2 separate regions of the Mus musculus genome follow, and region 2 is linked to region 1. Evidence: chromatin loops called from intact Hi-C (ENCODE). Cell type or tissue: left cerebral cortex. All regions are shown on one strand. Links, peaks and the distances in the headings refer to the core of each region. The heading gives the core; the rest is flanking DNA.

Evidence for each region. Hi-C counts contacts between places; a loop is a spot of excess contacts. Peaks named below come from ENCODE experiments on the same cell type or tissue, not always from the same donor. Only the 100,000 strongest peaks of a DNase experiment are listed, where the experiment ranks them.
Region 2: a loop joins it to region 1, with 2.6 times the contacts of the local background. A loop is called at or near these places in 8 of 42 quality-filtered maps.

Annotation. Positions count from the first base shown.
Region 1 is chr1:170,902,405-170,913,226 of GRCm38, reverse strand. It overlaps Fcrlb (Fc receptor-like B), which reads left to right and starts at 286. Exons shown (of 6, transcript NM_001029984.2): 1 at 286-316; 2 at 585-605; 3 at 948-1,202; 4 at 4,329-4,595; 5 at 5,098-5,376; 6 at 5,524-5,954. The coding sequence starts at 286. The coding sequence ends at 5,954. In left cerebral cortex, for the core only: no CTCF peak of the experiment used is centred there; DNase peaks (open chromatin) are centred at 4,523, 4,702 and 5,266; H3K4me3 peaks cover 1,624 bases.
Region 2 is chr1:170,972,257-170,983,078 of GRCm38, reverse strand. Fcgr2b (Fc receptor, IgG, low affinity IIb) reads left to right here and starts at 7,008. Exons shown (of 7, transcript NM_010187.2): 1 at 7,008-7,178. The coding sequence starts at 7,076. It overlaps Gm34968 (a long non-coding RNA gene), which reads left to right and starts at 4,324. Exons shown (of 3, transcript XR_003948187.1): 1 at 4,324-4,574; 2 at 5,462-5,535; 3 at 5,764-5,951. In left cerebral cortex, for the core only: no CTCF peak of the experiment used is centred there; DNase peaks (open chromatin) are centred at 5,978, 6,127 and 6,969.

The DNA.
Region 1 (10,822 bases), core at 1,109-9,108:
GGTAGAAGTCACAGCTCTATAGGGCTTCTCTATAGAAGTCAAGGCTGGGCTGAGCTGGAACATGGCTACAGAGGGGTAGATAGGACAGTGCTTGATGCTTGGGGTAGGTGAGTAACACACTCAGGTGACATCCTGGTCTTTGTGTTCCACCATCTTGAGGAAGTGGGAATGGACAGAAGAAGCAACAGTGTCTCCCAGTTCCCAATGTCTGCTTCCATCTATCTTTTTTCTCTCTGCCCCACATCCATGCCTCCAACCTCTACCGAGCCTGCAGGCAGAGTCATTATGTGGATGCTTGCAGCCCTCCTGCTTCTGGGTGAGTCAGTAATGAGGGGGCATCAGCAGGATTTGGGGAGGGGGAGAGTATGACAGGGCAGGGTTATGTGGGATAAGAGAGCAGCCACCTTTGCTGACCTCAGGTTTCATATGGTTCTCTGTCTGCCTTGGGGTGATGAAATGGAGCTAGCTTTCTCAAAGCTGGGTAATTTGGTATGGACAAAGGAAACTCAGGCTTTCCCAGGATCAAGAGTCTTTCCTGTCACTGAGGACAGTCCTCAACCTCTTCCTTCTTTCTTGCTTTGCAGTTCCAAGAAGTGGAAAAGCTGGTAAGTCTTATACATCTCTCATCCAAGTTTTGATGAGTTCCACGAGGGTAGATGCCCCAGTTCCTGGCTGTTCTGAGATGGTATTCCCCCCCCCACTCTTGCCCAATCTTGATGACTAAATGTTCTTGAGCATAGACACGGTCAGAAATGGCTTATGATTAATAGATTCCTTGTCTGCAGCCTCATGTCTGTGGTCTCCCTCATTGCCAGGGTTGGTTCCTCTGTGGGCTGGGACCCAGAAACTGGTGTTTCCCAACAATTCCCAATCCTGGGACTTTATTTTTGGGCAAGCACCTCATCTTACTTTACTTCCTCACACGGCCCCATCCCCCACATCCCCAGCTACTCTGGAGAAGCCTGTACTGACTCTACACCCACCTTGGACCACCATCTTCAAGGGAGAGCGAGTAACCCTGAGATGTGATGGATACCACCCTCTGCTGCTGGAGCTCCGGCCCATTAGCACTCTCTGGTACCTGGGCCATGTCCTCCTGCCTTCCCACAAGAAGAGCATCGAGGTGCAGGCACCAGGGGTGTATCGATGTCAGACACGAGGAGCACCCGTCAGTGATCCTATCCACCTCTCTGTGTCTAACGGTGAGTGCTGGCCCTACTGGCAGAGTAGACATCGGGCTATTCCCAGGGGACAAGAAGAAAAAAAAAAAAAAGGTCACACAGAACCACCTTGAGTCTCTGGAGTAGGCAGAAGCCTGCAGTAAAGATTTCCTGGTCCAAAAGCCATCCCCCTCCCCGTCTTCCTGATGGAGCATGAAGCAAATTAATATTATTAATTTATTAAGTGGGGTGACCTGGTTTCAGAAAGTCAAAAATTGTGCTCTCCTGACACTACTGGAACCCAGAATCCTAAGTTCCCCCTCCTCTGTCTCTCTGTCTCTGTCTCTGTCTCTGTCTCTGTCTCTCTCTGTCTCTGTCTGTCTCTGTCTCTGTTTCTCTCTGTCTCTCTCTGTCTCTCTCTGTCTCTCTCTGTCTCTCTCTGTCTCTCTGTCTCTCTCTCTCTCTCTCTCTCTCTCCCTCTCTCTCTCTCTCGGATCCCTGACTGGCCTGGAACTCACTGTGTATACTAGGTTAGCCTTGAACTACAAGGATTTTTTGGTGTCTACCTCTTGAATACTGAGGTAAAGCCATGTACCACACCCAAACAGAGTCCTGTTTGCATATTTGTTTTGGTTTGTTTTTTTGCTGTTTCTCTAATTTTTTTTTTAGACATAGTCTCATTTTGTAGCCTAGGCTGGCTGGCCTGGAACCCACAGAGATCAACCTACTGCCCCCTTCTAAGTGTCTTCCAAGCGCTAAGATTAAAGTTGTGCTCCACCACATCAGCCCAGCCAGGATTCTGAGTTTTAATGTCTATGTGAATATAAATAAAGGGATTGAAACTGGGGGTTGTTTCATGGCACTAGACTGGAGGCCAAGTGAGGAGAACAAGAGGTGGAGAGGAGGTGTGTCAAAATGCCAATGCCACATGTAAATCTCCATAGCGAGAGAGGCTACCGGAGGTGGGAGGTGGCAGGGTACAAGGAAGAGAAGAGGGACGGAGATGAAGGGGAGGAAACAATTAAAGATGTGTTTGTTTGAAAAATGATCTCATAATTAAAGTTAATTATTTGTGATCTTAAAAAAAAAGTAGCCAGTAATTATGCATCTGTAATCTTACACTCAGGAGGCTGAGGCAGGAGAATTCCCACAAGTTTGAGGCCAGCCTAGGCCATATAGCAATACCCTTTCTCAAAGGTCTTTTTACAAGGAATGAAATAAGAAAAAGAGAGATGAGGCAGAGGAAGAGACGGGGGAAGAAGGAAGGAAGACAGGTGGGGGGGATTGGACAAAGAACTTAATAAAACTTCTGCTGTTGGCACATATACATGAGCACCTAGGAGTCGATCAAGGAGCAACTGTCTCGAAATATTTGAAGCGTTTTAGAACAGGGATGAGAACACTGGGTGTGATGGTGCAGGCCTGCAGTCCCTGCACCCAGGAAGCAGAGGCAGGAGGATGAGTGCAAATCTGCAGCCCAGCCAGGGATACATAGTGAATAACAGCCCGTATTGAACAAATAACAAACAAACAGAACCGCCACCAAACAACAACAACAACAACAACAAAGGGGATAGGAAAAGTAATAATGGTATACCCATCAAAGTACATAATTAGCTGTGTCATATGGAGGATTAATAATCTTTCCTGGGCAGATGTTCATTTTTATTAAGCATTTAAAGAACACCAGTCAGTGTTTCAATTAGCATTCTACACTTGTAGAGGTTTCCTGTTGGAGGTCATTAAAGTGGAAGCACGGTTGGCCATAGCTGACAGACAGACTGTGGCACAGAAACTGCGACTTGCAAAGCTTTCTGGACACAGGGTCTCCTGCATATGCAGCCCAAGCATGCCTTGGTTTTCAACCCTCCCACTCCAGCTTTCCAAGTGCTGGGATTACCGGCATGCACCAGCATACCTGGCCAGTGGAATTCTCTTTGTTAGGGAAGAATAGCTACAATGAGGGCTGGAGAGATAGGTTAAGAATGAATCATGCTCTGGGACAGAACGGGACATCGGGTCATAACCACCTGAAACTCCAGACTCAGAGGATACTGCACCCTCTTCTTGCCTCCTCTGACACTTGCACATACACTCACGAGAACACACCCACCTGGACATGTACACACACCTAATTCCAAATGAATGAATGAATAGATGAAATAATTTAAAATTTTATGATACCAAAAATGGCATTTAGGATGCCCTAAGGATAGTGTCAGATGCAGTGATGATGATGGTGGTGGTGATGATGGTGGTGGTGGTGATGGTGGTGGTGGTGATGATAGTGATGATGGTGGTGGTGGTGGTGGTGGTGATGGTGGTGGTGATGATGATGGTAATCGTGGTGGCACATTCAAGACGCTGTAGGATATATCTAAGGCTGTTCTCAGAGAAGCTTCCTTCAGAAGATAAGGCCTAACAGGACCTACTGGTCTGAATTTAAGCTGAGAAGCAGTGTCTTTTGGGTTGAGGAAATAGCTTTACAAGGGCCCTGGGTTCTATACAGAACCTCCCCCCCCCCCCCCGAGCAGTTCAGTGTGATTGGGTCTAGCTTGTGTTGAATGAAAGGTGAGGCAAGCTAAAAAGAAATGGGGTCAGGGAAGAGGTTATCAGGGGCTAGGTCAGGAAGGGCTTGAAGTCATACTGTGGGGTCTATGGTTGGTTTTGAAAGGAGACTCTATGGGGCTGGAACCAAATCTGAGACATCTTTGCTTCCTTGGTATCGTTTTCTTTCCTCCTGTTTAGTCAGGATCCCAGGTGCTAGTCACCAGACCAGAAAATAGGAAAAAGTTTTGGTGACCGGTGGAGTGAAAACAGCCACAGGGATTGTGGGGGGATTGCGGGCCTGGGAGGCAGGGGGGGGGGGAGGGAGCGGGAGGAAGGGAGACTGAGAAGGGTGACCTGCGGAGCTGGGATTTCTTGAGTTGGGTTGGGTTGGGTTGGGTTGGGTTGGATTCATCTTATTGAGATTAGATTAGTTTCTTTGTGTAACTGCCCTGGCTGCCCTGGAACTTGCTTTGTAGACCATGGAGGCCTCGAACTCATAAGGATCCTCCTGCCTCTACTTCCCCTACTGCTGGAATTAAAAGCATGTGCCACCAAGCTCGGCAGAGACGGATTTTTTTTTTCCTGAAGAGTAAATACTATCTGTGGGGTCCATTGCAGACTGGCTAATTCTGCAAGTGCCGTATGCTGCGGTGTTCGAGGGAGAGCCCTTGGTGATGCGCTGCCGTGGCTGGTACGACAAAGTCGTCTACAAACTTCACTACTACCACGACGGCCAGGCTGTGAGATATTTCCACTCTAGCACCAACTACACGGTGCTGCAAGCGCGAGCCAGCGACAGCGGTCACTACCAGTGCTCTGGCACCATGCGTATCCCAGTGGAGAGTGCGCCCATGTTCTCCTCCAAGGTGGCCGTGACCGTGCAAGGTGGGCGAGACGATCACAGGGAAGTTCTAGGGCTGGAATCGGAAGGGGAAAGAGGAGGCTGAACCCCGCGGGCTGCTCTATAGGTGTCCCTTCCCTATGGCGTATATCCAGGTTACTTGTTCTAGCTAGGGCTCCCACTTAGGAGCGAGGAGTTCTTGCCCTGTCTGAAGGGCGTGCTACGTCACTACGCACTACGAAGGGGACCCGTAGCTGTCCCCTTCAAGTCTAGAGAATGCCAACTGATTGACAGCTAGGATGGAACTTTTATCACCTGTCAGGATTCCGCCTCCCCTCAAACTGTCTCCATCCTTCTCCGTGGCCTCAGTTTCCCCGTCCCACTCATTCTTTCTCCTTTTCCTTCTCGTTCTCTGGGTCAAGGAGGAACCCTCTCCAGATAAGGGAAAAAGAGGGATCCGGGGCGGTGGACAGGTTGGCCCTGGTGGGGGTCCCATTGCTCTTGCGGCCTACGAGCATCAGGGCCCTGAGGCCGCCCTCCCCGCAGAGCTGTTCCAGACACCGGTGCTGAGGACGTTAAGCCCGCAGGAGGCGCGCGGCCGCGTGGTGCTGCGCTGCGAGACGCGCCTGCACCCGCAGAAGCGGGACACGCCGCTGCAGTTCGCCTTCTACAAGTACAGCCGGCCGGTGCGCCGCTTCGACTGGGGCGCCGAGTACACTGTCCCCGAGTCCGAGGTCGAGGAGCTCGAATCGTACTGGTGTGAGGCCGCCACCACCAGCCGGAGTGTACGGAAACGCAGCCCGTGGCTGCAGCTCCCTGGGCGGGGTGAGTGGCAGCTCAGCATCACGCCTGCCTCCTGCATCCCGTGGGTCATCCCGCAGTCTTCCTACCTTCCCATCTCCGCCCTCCAGCCCCTGATAGCTCCGGCCCCGCGTGGAGCAGTCACGGGTGACCAGGCGTGTTGCGTTGCAGGCCCTGTCCTGGATCTGGCGTCCACCACCGCGCCAGTCGCACAGGCTGCAGCCTTGGGGCCGGGGGACAAGCCGCTTTCCTTCCGGAAGACCCCAGTGTCCAGATCCGTTCAGTCAGTCACTTCCATCCCGAACAGCACCTTTGCAGGGCTGCAGTTCCCCGCGGGCCATGTTGCCACCGCCGGGCCACACGCCTGCGCGCCCCTGCCAGCGTCCGCGGAGCAGTCGCGCGAAGCTCTTCAGCCCAAGGTGGACCTCCTGCTTCGCGAGATGCAGCTGCTCAAAGGCCTTCTGAGCCGCGTGGTCCTGGGATTAAAGGACCCACAGGCCCTCCATGAGCTTACAGAGACCCCCGAGACACCCAATTCTCACGTTACTGTGAACCCCGCAACCCCAGAGACCACTGTCATGGAGGGCCGAGTGGACAGCTAGGCTAGTGTCTTCTCTCCGGGATCTCTATCTAGCTTGTGTGCAAATTGGAGCCATGGCTGTTAGTGTCCCCTCCTGTTGCTGTGGTTTTGGTTGTTGGTTTTTAAAGTCCCGTGGTGCTGTGGATTTCCACTTTACTAGATAGCTTGTAGGCGAGTTTGACCTTGCAAAATGGTTTATAAATGCGAGCATCCTCTGTGGTATGTTCCTTCTATAATCCAGAAGTAGACAGCTGTTGTTTACTAGTCCAGTGTGGGTGACTTTTTTTTTTTTTTTTGTAATTGAATCCATTAAGGTTAATGAGCACTTTAAAACAATTTAGGGTCAGGTTGTAATTATTCACAATAAATTTACTCTTTTTTTTTGTTTTGTTGGGGGGGGTTCGAGACAGGTTTCTCTGTATAGCCCTGCCTGACTGTCCTGGAACTCATTGTAGACCAGGCTGGCCTCGAACTAAGAAATCCACCTGCCTCTGCCTCCCAAGTGCTGGGATTAAAGGCGTGTGCCACCACGCCCGGCTTATGAATTTACTCTTATATTAAAACAACTTTCAAAATCCTATTAACTAATGAGTTTATATCTTCAAAATCCCGAGTATGATTTCAATTGTAGTAAAGATTTTAGTGTGGGCTTCTCCCTTCTGGCTTTAAGGGTCAGATCCAGTGCTAGACTCTCCCCAAAGGTACCCTTTGTCCCCATGTGACCCGACAGAGCCACTCCGGAGCAGCTGAGCAGCTGCCATGCTAACCTTAGTGGAACTAACTTTACTCTATGTCGGGATCATATCCTCCTCACTTAAGCTTCACAGTAAAGGCTGAGAACTGGTAGCAACTCTACCCTTCCATCCTTCAACCTGCTTCAGTAGCACGTGAGGTCCCATTTCCCTCTGAGCAATTAACCACAACTGACATGTCTTTACATTGTGTGTGTGTGTGTGTGTGTGTGAGATCAAGCGTACCCACTTCCCTTGTGGAAGTCAGAGGACACTTGGCTAATTCTGAGGACGGATGTTCAGATCACAGGATTAGTTACCTGATCTACGGTGTCCTTGAGGTTCCAATTCCCAGCTCTCTAATGCAGGCTCTTCCAGGGCAGCCTTTCCAGTGTCCAGGCTCTTTTTGCCTTCTGACTTTGTTCTCCTAAGTTGTTTGCTATTCTTGATCTAGACAGGAAGCAGCTACCATCAGTGCCAAGAAGCTTAATAATCAAAATACCCATCATTCAATAACAATAATAATAATAATAATGACAATGATGATGTTGATAACAACTATATATAATTTTTAATGTTCTGGGCATGGAGGTGCATACCTTAAATCCCAGGGAGGCAGAAGCAGTCAGATCTCAGTGAGTTCAAACCCAGCCTAGTGTACATAGTGAGACCTTGTCTCAAAACAAACAAAACAAAGGAGGGAAGGAGGGAAGGAGGGAAGGAAGGAAGGAAGGGAGAGAGGGAGGGAGGGAGGGAGGGAGAGAGGGAGGGGGAGGGAGGGAAGGAAGGAAGGGAGGGAGAGAGAGAAAAAAAAAGAAGAGAAAGAAGAAAAAAACACCACCACAACAAATTAAATGAGTTGACCAGAGGCCAGCGTGCCAGCCTTTCCCTCAGTATACTTTGTTGGCAACCTCAACCTTCACTTTCCCATCTTACCATCTGCCTCCATTTAGCATTAGTGATGGAGGCAGATAGTAAAGAGGAAAATTTAATCATAGCCCAATTTACTCTGTGTAGAAGAGGAAAACTATATGCTGTGTCCTTTTCCCAAAGTCTCATATGGGAGGGAAGGACAAAGATCGCTCCCTCTGGGGTCTGTGAGGCTTTCTCAGAAATGCCTGCACCAGGGAAATCTAACTTCTGTTTCCGTTCTAGCACACATTCCAGGAACAGGCCAGCTACCCCAGAGCATCCTGGAACCTATTCCCCAAACTCTGAGATGACAGATGGCTGCTGATTCCTGGAGAGGAAGCTGCTTTTTCTCTGGTCCTCTGATCACTTCTGCATCTTAAATTCAGGCCTCAGACTCTAAACCTGGCACTTTCCATATCAGATGGCAGTAGGCATGGGTCCCAAATGTATCCAATGAGATGGCACAGAGGTCTCTGTCACAGCATCTCAGCCTTACTTTGGGCTCTGTCCTTGCTCAGTGCTTCCCACCTTTGTGGAGATCCGTTATTTCACACCATACTCTGTATTACATCTTTGTTGTTGTTGTGAGAATTTAAACAAAATTCTCCAGGTTAGAGTCCGAGCACGAAGCATTAACCTACCCTCAGCCATGCTGACCTCTGCTCTTCTCCCAGCACACTGCGTCTTCCATGTTCCTGGGCCTTTGAGCAGACTCTTGCCTTCTCCTCCATGGGAGCGCTGTGTAGGCCTGAGCTTCTGAGTTCTCTGGTTACAAAATGAGGGCAATGGCAGTAACCTTAACTGGGGTAGACAAATAAATGGATTCTTTAATTATTAGAGGTGTTCAGCTAGCGGATGCCTCAGTTCTTAGGAACCCAAGACAGGAAGGTATTCCAGAAATCTCTAGAGACAACTCTGTCAGTCCCTATAAGTGAACTGTTAGACTGTTTCTAAACTTTTGCTATTTTATTTATTTATTTTCTGAGACAGGTTTTCTCTGTGTTGCCCTGGCTGTCCTGGAACTCACTTTGTAGACCAGGCTGGTCTCGAACTCAGAAATCCACTTGCCTCTGCCTCCCAGATACTGGGATTAAAGGTGTGCACCACCACACCCAGCTAAACTTTTGCTATTTTAAATTGTCCTGCAGTGAATGTCTTAATGGTTCTGGGACACACACATGCACACGCACTTGAGTGTGCATACACACACTTTGTTGTTGTTGTTTGGTTTACGATAGTATTTCTCTTTGGAACCCAATGGGCCTGGTACTCAGTATGATGCCCAGGGTTCCCTCCAGCTCCCTGGTCCTCTTGTCTCTGCCTCCGCCTCCTCAGTGCTGGGATTCATACACCACTAAACCTGCGTATTACCTCTGTCGGTTCTTATCATGAGGAATTTACCTACAGGCCTTTTGTGTTTCTGGAATTTGAAACAAGCTTGGGAGAGAGATGACCCAAAAAGAGAAAATCGGCTAAGACAACAAAATAGTCAGTTAAGATAATGACTGGTTCTCTCTCCTTCAGAAGGACTCAGAGGAACAGGGGAACCACAAGGACAGTTCCCAAGAAAAGCCCCCAGATAGAACAGCACTTAGGCTCATGGCTGGGTTTCCTCAAAGAAAGGTTTTCTTCTCTCTCTCTCTCTCTCTCTCTCTCTCTCTCTCTCTCTCTCTCTCTCTCTCTCTCTCTCTCTCTCTCTCTCTTTTTTCAAACTGTTTGCCAGGAGTTGCAACTTAGAATCTCTTCTCCATCCAGTCTTTCCTGAATACCCCAGTTAGTCTGTGTTTGATTGAGAACATGACACCCACAGCTGGCAACAGTTCTTCAGGTGAGGTGAGTCTCAGGCAAACAGAGCACAAGAACAAAAGTTTATTCTTAGTTTTTACAATTAAGCAAACCCCACTTGTGACAGGATGTAAACACTGAGATTGCACCGGAGCTGGGTCATCATTTGCGGAATCTACAACGGACACGGTTGAAGTCACAAGGATACAGAGGGGATATGGAAGGAGGGAAGATGTGTGAAGAGATTTTTGTTTTGTTTTGGCCACAACTCTTCCTCACGCCAAGGAAGTATAGGAAATCAGCTGTTTCCCCCTCAAAGCCTAATGAAAAAAGAAACCATGGAGTCAGCAGACAGGTCTGAAATGTGAAGTTGGGAGTTGCAACAGGAAGTGAACCTGATTTAGGCTTAAGGAAGCTAAAGTAATTGACTATCAGATCGAAAGGCCTCTCTGGGAATCAGCCACACCACAGAATGTTGAAGCTGGGTGGTCTTTCCTCCCCAGCTCCATGCTCCCAGACTCAAAATATATTTACAAATGCCTTGGCCATATAGCTAGGTTCTTCTCTGACTAGACCATAACTTAACTAACCTACATTCTGTCATGTGCCTGTGCTCAGGTACAGTGTGTCTGTCTTGTCACATCTTCCCAGGAGAATCTCTCTCACCCAGCACTCTCCCAGATCCTTTCTGCCTACTGGATGCCCCACCTCCTATTTCCTGTTTAGGCCATCAAATTAATTATTGACAGATGCCAAATCCATACAGACACATGATATTTTCTCTACAGCATCCTGGAACTCTGTGATGAATGCAGAGAGAAAATGTGTCTCGATTCTTTTGCAATAAGTCTCCCGGGCAGGCAGAAAAGACACCAAAACTTGGGCTTAACATCTTGATTCTTAGAGGCTGGGGGAAGATGTGCAAATGAACATCTGGAAGACAGATGCATACTCCTTAGGTCCATAAGAATGTTTACCAGAAGTAAAAATTGCCAGAATGTCCGTAAAAGTGTCCCTAGGAATTGTTGTAAATCTCCAACCCCAACAAGTCCATGCAAAGAACACACAACTCAGTTATAATATTTATAAACTGCATGCCTAGATTGGGCAGATCTACCACTACCCCACTCTATTCCCCAGCTATGAGATCTCTTGCTACTTTTGGCTCCTCCAGACCATGAGGTTCTGCTCCATCTTCCTTCCACCTCCTCTTCCTCTCTCTCTTCCTCTCTAAAACCTCCAGCCCCACCTTTCCCTTCCACTGCCCAATCACGGGCTCTAGTCTTTATTTGACCAGTTAAAATGGAACCACCTGAGTACGAAATCCACTCATTCTTGGGGCAGTCCCTCTTGAAGAAGCAGAATTAGCATCAAAATACAAACAAGACCAGGGCAACCAACAAGGAACGGCTGGCGTTTGCTATGTGCCAGGCTCAGAGAGCAGAGAGTCATCTGTCCAAAC
Region 2 (10,822 bases), core at 2,823-10,822, 68 kb before region 1:
TGTGGTCCTTGGTTGTTACTCTTGTTTGTTTGCTTTAATTTCTGAGGTAGGGTCTTTCTATGTGGTCCAGAGTAGCCTTATGTCATCCACGTCTTCACTGAAGCCATCATTCTCCTGCCTCAGGCTCCTGAGTGCTGAGATTACAGGTGTAATCCTACCACCGTAGTCATTTTGTTCTTTGTCAGCGGACTTTTGATTTTTCTGACAGATCTTTTCCAAGACTAGAAATACACACTTCCTATCACATGTTCCTTTTGAAGAATTTTCCTTTACAGCTGGCATCTTTCAGTTTTCAGTTGTGTGTTCCTATGTTTGCAATCATTTCTTTTACAAGCATCTCCTATGTTGTCCCTTCCAGCTGCATCAGGAAAGAGTCTCCGGGTTTGGTTTCAGCTTAGTGTTTCTGGAAATGCCCTACCTGGTTTTGTTACTTTCTCACTTGGTAGTTTTTCCAAAAGATATTGTCTTGATCTGCCATCTCAGTGAAATGGTTGGGTCTGAGAAAACTCAGTGTGCAAACCTTTCTGACCCTCTTCACATCTGAGTGCTCAGAGAAAACCACACATGCAGTATAAACAAATGAGGCTGCTCGAAGCTGCCACAACCATGCCAACAGGCATGGAGCTTCAGGGACACTAGCTAGAGTTGTCTGGAAGTTATTGAAAAAATACCTCCACAAGATCCAGCTTTAAGGCATTTTCTTAGTGGTTGGTTGGGGAGGTCCCAGCCCATTTTGGGTAGGGCCACCCCTGGGCTGGAGATTCTGGGTCCTATAAGTAAATCAGTACACAGCACTCCTCCCTGGCCTCTGCATCAGCTCCTGCCTCCAGGTTCCTGCCCTGTTTGAATTCATGACCTAACTTCCTTCAATGAAGAACAGCATATGGAAGTGTAAGGCAAATACATCCTTCTCTCCCCAACTTGCTTTTTGGTCATTGTCTTAGGGTTTTACTGCTGTGAACAGACACCATAACTAAAGCAACTTTTAAAAAGAACATTTAATTGGGGCTGGCTTACAGGTTCAGAGGTTCAGTCCATTATTATCAAGGTAGGAGCATGGCAGGGTCCAGGTAGGCATGGTGCAGGAGGAGCTGAGAGTTCTACATCTTCATATGAAGGTTGCTAGCAGAATGCTGGCTTCCAGGAAACTAGAATGTGAGACTTATAACCCACACCCACAGTGACACACCTACTCAAACACGGCCACACCTTCTAATAGTGGCACTCCCTGGCTAAGCACATACAAACCATCACATTCTACTCCCTGGTCCCCATAGACTTGTTCAAACATATGAGTATATGGGGACCATACCTAAACATAGCATAATGCAAAATACATTTAGTCCAATTTCCAAAGTCCCCATAGGCTATAGCAGTCCCAATAATGTTAAAAGTCCAAAGTTCAAAGTCTCTTCTGAGATTCATCAAATCACTTAACTGTTATCCTCAAAGCAAGACAGGAAACCAGCTAGGCAAAGTCCAAACTCTGTATCTCCAAGGCTGATGTTAACGCATTCTTCAGATCTCCAACTCCTTTTTCATCTTTGTTGACTACAACAAACTTCTTTCTCTTGGGCTGGTTCCACTCCCTGTTAGCTGCTTTCCTCGGCAGATAACCAATGGCTCTGGCATCTCAAACATCTTGAAGTCTCCAAAGCAACTTCAATGTTACAACTTCTTGTTTCAATGTCAGGGATCCACACATGATCTTCTGGGTTCCTCCAAAGGGCTGGTGTCACTTCCTCACCTCTGCCCTCTATAGCACTGTAAGCTCAGGTTGATCTACTCTACTGCTGCTATTCTTGGTGATCATCCCACGGTACTGGCATCTCCAATACACTGTGGTCTTCTGCTGCACTTAGGCTTTATCAATAGCCTCTTATAGACTCTCTTCATGGTGCCAAGCCTCAACTCCTTTGCATGACCCCTTCAGTCCTGGGCCATCAACTGCAACTGAGGCTGCACCTTCATGAATGGGCTTCCATGGCCACTAACAGTGCCAATCCTCAGCTGTTATTCATGTCCCCCTCATGCCTTCAAAACCAGTGCCAGCTGGGTGATTCTTACACATTACCAAGTACAGCTGCAGTGCAAGGTATAACCTTGGTCATCTCTGGAACACAGGTTCATTGTGGTCTCATAAAACACTTCTCAGAAGATTTTACCTCAGTGATGCTGGCTTCTTCTTAATCACCAGTAATTTCTTAGCTCCAGCTAACCAGCATCAATTGTCTTTTCCTCTTAAATATAAAGTCAGAGACATTTGTCCAAGGCTGCTAAGTTCTGCTGCTTGCAGAAGCTGGAACATGGCCCCTTTGTTCTATTACATTATCATTACCCTCCTCTTTTCCAACCCCTTCATTACCTAAGCTTGGCTGTCCTGGATCTTGCTCTGTAGATTGACCTTGAACTCATAGATCTGCATGCTTGTCTCCTGGGATTGACGGTGTGTACCACCATGCCTGGATTTAAGCTTTCTTCACCTAGAACTTGCTCTGTCTCAGGCTGGCCTTGAACTCACAGATCTGCTTGGCTTTGTTTCCTGGGACTAAAGACACCACTATGCGGGATCTAAACTTAACTGGGTAGGATCTTGCCCCAAATCCCACTCCCTTAATTCAGTGTAATATCCTTGAACACAGGATTCAGCTCCATTTCACTTCTTGGTGCCTCTTTAATACTCAAACCACCCCTTTCTCAGCTTGCTATGCTTGTTTAAAATGCTCTTCATGCAACTTAACTAGAGAAGTCTATGGTGGGCGTTTCTGAGACTTCTTTTGTCAGTGCAATAAATCCGAGTCTCTTCACCTCAGACTCAGGCACACTCTTCAGACAAGTGCAAAAATTAGCCACATTTTTTTCCACCAAAATACCACAAAAACAGTCTCTAGGCCACGTACTGAAATTATTCTCCACTGAAACCTCTTGAGCCAGGTCTGCCCAATTCAAATCGCCCACAGCAACAAAGTCTTCCATATTCCTACTAGGATGGCCCATTAAGTCCCACTTAAAGCATTCCACTACTTTTCAAATCCAAAGTCCCAACATCCATATTCTTCAAAACAAAAGCATGGTCAGGCCTATCACAGCAATACCCCAGTCCCTGGAACCAACTTCTTAGTTAGGGTTTTACTGCTGTGAACCCTATGACCAAGGCAAGTCTTAAAAGGAACACTTAATTGGGGTTGGCTTACACGTTCAGAGGCTCAGTCAATTATCATCAAGGCAGGAACATGGCAGGGTCCAGGCAGGCATGGTGCAGGAGGAGTTGAGAATTCTACATTTTCATCAGGAGGCTGCTAGCAGAACACTGGCTTCCAGGCAGCTAGAATGAGAGACTTATAATCCACACCCATCTACTCCAACAGGGCCACACCTTCTAATCATGCCGCTCCCTGGGCTGAGCTTATACAAACTACCATCATCTTGGTGTTTTGTTGCATCTATAGAAACCCTAATGAAGATCGAGTCAGTGCGAGAGTTCACAAACACAGACTCAAAGGTTCCCGAAGAGTTTGGAAAGCTGACTGAACACTATAGTCAGCACAAAGCTTTAATACTCAACACACTGGCTTTGTGCTCTGACTCTGTCCCTTAGGGTCATCTAGCCTAGAACGAACTATTTTAGCTTCTTTGAAGTGAAGTTTCTTCCTGTGCAAATTGAGCATGACCTGGGATTGCTGTAATCAGGTAAGTCTAGAGCCTGCTTCACAGTTAGTTAGCATCTCTATGTTTACATAATTACATTTTGTTTCTTAGTATGGTAACTATATACTGTTCTTATGTTTCCTTGTCTTTTGGTCTTTTAAAAGGGGTATAGTTTTTTTAATGTCCCAAAGGAAAAAAAGTCAAAGTTTGGGGGGCAGCATATCACACTGGAGTGTGACTTCACTGATCCAACATGACTGAGAAACTTACTCATCTTTTTTTCCCCCAGATGGACACATTTTATATTATTATTATTACTTTTAAACTTTTTAATGGTTCTGTGAGTTTTGCAGCACACACCCCAGTCCCACTCATTTTCCCATCCTCTAGTATCTACTCTCTGCCCTTGTAACCTCCCTCAATAAAAATACACAAACAAACAAAACAAAACAAAACAAAACAAAGCATAGAAACCTCTCACAGAGGAAGCTGTGGTGTGCCACAGTGTGTCTGTCCCACAATATACCTCTTTGTCCACACATCTTCACTTGCAAATGTTCACTGCAGTGAGTCATTGGTCTGGTCTGAGGTCTCTGGCTTCTGTGACACCATCAGTACTGGATCCTTACCGCGACTCCGCCTTGTTATCCTGTTGTTGCCCTGTGTCATGGAGATCCTGCAGCTTTGGATCAGCAGGACCAGCCCTTTTGCAAGTGCCCAGCAATTCACAGTTCACAGTGAGGGGTGGGGCCGGTTCTGCACATCACCTGGGTAGCTGGTGGCTGCCCAGACCCCAGGACAACCTCATGGTCTCTAGTGGCAATATGAGCCACCGATACTGACATCGACCCCTGCCACTGCTTAGCCACGGATCCAGATCCAGGTCCTCAGCAATAGCATGGGCGGGGACGTCATCATGGCCTCAGGTAGGGGGTCTGGCTATTCCACAACAGGCTTTGCCTCTCTTCCCTCTAGTCTCCAGTTCCATCTTCCTTCACAGTACTCAAATGACTCTACTTCTCTTTCTCTCCCATCTGTGCACTACACACTTGCACATTGTAGTGGCTCCCACTCCAGGCAGGGCATGTGGCTGGAGAGCCTCTGGGTGACCTCTGCCTGCACAGCGTGGCATGGCTTGGTCTATAGCCTCTCCTAAGGCATGGCAGCAGAGGGTCTATGGCTGGTTCCCCCCCTCCCCCCTTCTGTACCACGTAGCATGGAGTCAGGCAAGCTTCTGTGTGACTACGGCTGGGTGCCTGAAAGGAACGCTGGGGCTGTGTGGGAGGGGTGGCAAGAGAAGAATGAGACCAAGACAAAGTTTCTGATCAAGGCCCGATGTTTCCTTTTTGAATCTGAACTCTAAAAGGGGGGAAGCCCATCTCCTACTATGCCAGGATCTCGTGGCTTGTCAGGAACTCACAAGCTCAGCCTCTCAGCAGGTAGTGGCATCTTGGAAGAAGCTGCAGATATGGCAGGGCAATAGTCTTTACCTAGGTCGGAAGACTCCACCCGAGGTGGAATAGCCGGCTGTAGCATAAACAAGGTCTAAATCAGCCTCTCAAGGCTAGGGGAAGGCACACAGAGCCTTCACACAGAGTAGCAGCAGGCAGGTCTGAGGATATCTTCCTTCTCTCACGCTGTTCAGGCTGATCATCATGGCGGCAGGCAGGACTCTGTCTGCAGCCTGTCTGGGCTTTGTGGTAGAGAGCAGATCTCGGGGTCTTTCCCTGCCAAGCACCAGAACTGGGTGGCATGGTGGTTGGCAGGTCTCTGGATGTCTCCCGGGTTTACTTTTAACCTCTACTGCCATCAGCACAGTCCTGGGTGACACTGCGATGACCTCCTTGTCACTGACCTCCGCACAGCAATCAATGGTCCCAGTCGGAGGTAAATCAGGATGCTCTCTATTCTAATGATATATTTAAAGTACTGATGTCATCCCATTGCTCTCTTCCCATAGGTTAAAATTCAGATAAGAGCTGGCAGGGGCGGGGCTGGGAGATGAGATGGCACCTGTAGTAAAGTCATAGGGTAGATAGGGTGGAACTGTTGAAGGTTTCTGAAGACCACAGAGTGTAAGATGGTTTTATAATGTCATTTCCTTTACTATTACAGCATGCTTCCTGACAGAGCATTTTGGAAAGAGGCCTCAGAAGAGCTCCCCAAAACTGGTCCCCAAAATTGCATCATCTGGGGATGCTGACAGGAAGCAAGAAAAACAAAAATAGGATCCATCCGTGATACATTCATAGTCCTTTTTTTTTTCCCCAAAAAACCTCGAGTACAGTTGATTCTTTACCAGTGACAGTTTTAACCACCTTGTTTGGGAGGAATGTTTACTAAAGCCTTAAGTCTCTTTTTTTTCACGACCAAGAGAGATTTTCTGCGACCTAGTGGGTAGCAGCAGGCTGTGTTGCTAAGCATTCTACAGTGCACAGGACAAGCCCTCACCAGAGTTATGTGACAGCCATCCTGGCACTGCATACCTGCAATCTCAGTATCCTGGAGACTGAGGGTGGAAGAGCTCAAGCCTGAGGTTACCCTGGGCTACCCTGGGCTACACAGCCGGTTCCAGGCCAGCCTGCATTATACAACAATACACTTCTTTAAAAATGTTTTTCTGCTAAAAATGTCATTGCTGCAGAATCTGAGAAACTTTGTTCGAATGGGTAGAAATGTTGATCTTCATTTTACAGACCAGGGAGCCAGATGTTCTCAGAAGTTCTGGTGCCCACAACTTGTTCTTACAGCTTGGAACCCTATGATCTTTTATCATGCCATAGCAGTGAGAAGAGTAAGTAGTGCAGTGGGGCGGGGGAGGGATTCAGGACTAGGGCACAGACCGATGCTCGATAGGTACTTACAGAGGAGCGAGTGGAGAGGAATGTATGTGAAGGATGAGTGTTCTACTGCTGTTCTCACATATGGCCTAGCTTTTGGTCTACAATCCAACAGTGAGCTGGGGATTGTGATAACAGAGAAACCCAGATGGTGGTAAGTGGTTGTGGGTACCTTTATTCAGTTTCTGGAGGAGTCCAGATCCCACAGACTGGACCTTCAAGACTCTTGCCATCCTCCATCACAGACTGAGGCAAATGACTTCTGAGCTGCGTTGGGGTGAAGTTTTCCCTCTCTGTACCAGACGTCCAGGTCAGCTACGGCTCCAGCAGAACATGAAGGGAGTTGTTTCTCAGTGTCTAAAAAATTTTCTGTGATTTGAGCTGAATCCAGTTTATTCTGGTAAGTCCTGAGTCTTCTAATAGAGAACGGATGAAAGGAAAGAGGGTGGAAGGGGAGGAGCCCAGGATTAAACAGACCGTTTCTTTTCACTTCCCCATTTGGACTTCACAATTTTGTCTGTTCTCTGGGTACTATCTGCCAAGCCGGGAGGGAAGCCTGTGCCTGCAGCTGACTCGCTCCAGAGCTGATGGGAATCCTGCCGTTCCTACTGATCCCCATGGAGAGCAACTGGACTGTCCATGTGTTCTCACGGACTTTGTGCCATATGCTACTGTGGACAGCCGTGCTAAGTAAGTCGGGACCTCCAGAAGAGAGGCAGGGGAAGGACACCTGGGTTGGGGTTGGATGAATCAGCCTGGCATAGGAGGCATGTCAGGAGTAAGTAGGAGGCTAATAGTTAAAATGTAACAACCTGGTTGGCCTTTGAAACAAAATCAAAGCTGGCAGGAGTTTTTGCTGTTTCTTCTTTTCCTGTCTCTTGGTACCACCTTCCCCTCCTCTGATCAAAATCTAGAGTCCTAGACTTGAGTGAGCAATTAAAAGACCAGTTTCTCTTTGAACTCGTGATTCACACAGGACCAAATCTTAGGCAAGATGTCTAGTACTGCTTAAGACAAGGGCTGGGAGAAAGCTCAAGGATGCTTTTGAGGGGTGGTGGTGGACACTTTATTATATAAGGAGAGGTGCTGGAGAGATGGCTCAGTGGTTAAGAGCACCGACTGCTCTTCTGAAGGTCCTGAGTTCAAATTCCAGCAACCACATGGTAGCTCACAACCATCTGTAATGAGATCTGATGCCCTCTTCTGTTGTGTCTGAAGACAGCTACAGTGTACTAACATATAATAATAAATAAAGATTAAAAAAAAAAAGGAGAGGAGTAGGAAGGTCAAGGTTGACCTGGGAACTTGGGTTCAGGGTTTCATAAACATGGACAAGTCTGGCATTGTCAGTTGTGGGGCCAGAGAAATCTCTCATGCTTCCTTCATTGTGTAGACCATGGGACTTGGTTCTGGCCCTGCTTAGTAAGAAAGTCATGGTCAGGGTCTTAGGCTGAGATGGAGGAAGACTTTCTGGTCCTGGTCTCATCTGTGGGCAGAGGACAGAAACTGATGGTGCCAGGTCATTAGCAGAGTCTGGGTGATGCTCAGTAAGGGAGCCCTATTCCAGGAGCATCTTCTAAGCTCAGTTCCTGGGGCATCTACGCATACCTCTGAGAAGAAGGCATACTGGTATCCACTCACCCCAAGTTATGTGGTATGACTCATAGTGAAATCTGGTCAGCGCTGAGGGACCTCAGCTGTCCAAATATATATTTACACATACACAGACACACACACACACAGGTATATATATATGTATATATATATATATGTGTGTGTGTGTGTATGTATTTATATAAAATATAATATATATATATTTGATACCAGATAGTTTAGTTTTCACATGGGAAGATCAGTCCTAAAGAGGCAATATGCCTTTCTATTTGTGCTGTATAGCTATCAATCACTTGGTGAAAACTCCCAAGGATGACATTTTCTTCCATTTTCCTTGGGTACATCTCCATTTTCCCCCCCATTTTTTTTTCTGGGCCTCCACACTTAGGTAGGACATCCTAACTTCCTTCAGTTGTATAATACCCTCTGACTTTGGTCCTGAGTAGCTATAGAATCTTCCATCCAGCTATGGGGAGGCACGGTGCTTTCGAAGGGCCTTTGGTGGAGGCCTGTTATCTCCTGATGAAGCTCCAGGACTGTTCTGCTTCTCCCAGTTCCCATTTCTCCCACAGTGGATCGTCCTCAGCCAGGCAAAGTGCCCACTGCACTTGGCTTTTACTGCCCGTGTTTCTGCTGATTCTTAAAGTTGTTTGCGCCAGACGCTATTCTGGATTTGAGGTCATATCAGCAAACAAAACTGTTTTCCTGACCTAAAGTACAAGGTCTTTGTCTTCCTTACGGGGAACATTAGACACGAACAGAGTTCTCATTACTGTCTCTTGGGTATAGAATGAAGCATGAGTGGTAGTTTCCCTCTTCTGCATCTCTTTGTTTTTTGTTTTTGCTTTGTTTTCTCTTTTTCATGCACTGCACTATCCCCCTTGCCAGTCCTACATGCTCAGGGGTTTTAGCAATTACTTCTCCATCACTAGCTCCCAGACTCATTTGTCCTTCCTTCCTCGGTATACTTTAATTTCTCTGTCTGTTGATCAGACACCTATAGATTTATCAGCATAGACACAAATTTATATTCAAAATTCAAAATAACATCATTTCCTTACATATTTTCTTATCTTTGTAATATTTCTATCTATATGAGCAAAGCCACCTTTTCCTTGGTCATCCATTTTTATCAACCTTATGTCTCATTAGAAGCCAAGTTTCCTCAGTCTTGTCTCTTAGCTTTCCCTCACGTGTGTCTTCTTTGCTTCCTATTGTCAATGCAGATGAGTAAGCAAGGCCACAAGGGAATATGGGTACATTTGATGGAGTCAAAGGATAAACAAGTTAAGGGGACCTGCCCACAGTATCTGAGAAGTAAAGGCAGGAAGAACTGTAGTTCAAAGCCAATATGGGCTACATGACAAGTTTGTAGCCAGCCTAGGCTACATGAGACTTTGTCTCAACAATAATAACTACAGCAAGAAAAAGATAAAGGGATTTGCAATTAGGTGATGATAATGATGAATGGGATGTGTGTGCATGCGTGTGTGTGTGTGTGTGCATGTGTGTGCAAGTGCATGTGCGTGTGTGCATATGAAGGTAAATGTGGACTTACGGGTAGACAGCGATGATGAGGTGGTGGTCAGATGATCACAGAGACTGTACTTGGGCAAATGGAAGAGAAGAGGACTGGAGGGGGATTGTGATGAAACCTCGGATATTTCATTTTGTGGCCTTTGAAGTTGGTGTGGTTTGGAGCGGTGATGGCAAGGCCTTGAGGTATAGCATGGGCTGTGTGGCTAAACTGTATGAGAGAATATTCACTACAGATGAGGAAGTCATGGCATGATGCAGCCAGATGCTGCACAGGCCACTGACACATGTTCTAGATTACCGGTAACCATCTTTTTCTTACTAATCTCTGGGACTTCCTCTGTCCCAATTAGTCTGACACAGCAGTTTCAGCTCCAAAGCAAACCTCTCATTGTTTACTGAGCTAAACAGCAAACTTTGGAAATTTGCCTATGATCCTTTAAAAGGTAGCCACGTGGTATGTTTGGAACTTCACAGATACCTTATCTGGATTGTCACCAATCCTTACAACAATTATGTCGTAGGTATTGTTGTCATCATCTCCATTTATAAGCCAGGGAATCAAGGCAGAGAACAGTAAAGTTGTCTCTGCAAGGTCACTGAGCATCAGTCATATTACTTTCTTTTCTCATTACTTTGTCAAGACGCCAGGCAAAAGCAACATAAGAAAGGGTTTATTTTGGCATATTTTTTTAGGGCATTGTGGTGGGAAGGCGTGGTGGCACCTTGGCTGACCAAGTCACACCCATAGTCAGGAAACAGAGGTGGATGTTAGTACGTAGCTGGCTTTCTTCTCTATGCTTGTTTATTCGAGCCAGGACCCCAGCCCTTTGGATGGAGACATTCATATTCGGAGTGGGTCTTAGCACTATAGCTAAACTTTTTCCAGAAACACCTTTGCAGACACAATGAGAGATGTTTCCATGGCGATTCTAAATCTAGTCAAGCTGATAACATAAACTAACCACCACCGTGGTAAAGTCAATGTGTGAATTTTGTGTGCGTTCTCACTTGCTGCTTGCTGTTCCAGTTGGCTTTGACAATCCTCCAGAATATGGCCGCCACCTCCATTTTCGACTGCGTTCCCCATTATCGGGGTGGTTTTTGTTTCTTTGTTTTTAAACAGACCAAAGAAGCATTCAGGCTGCAACTTGCTGAGAGTGTTTGCAAGCATCCGTCCATCT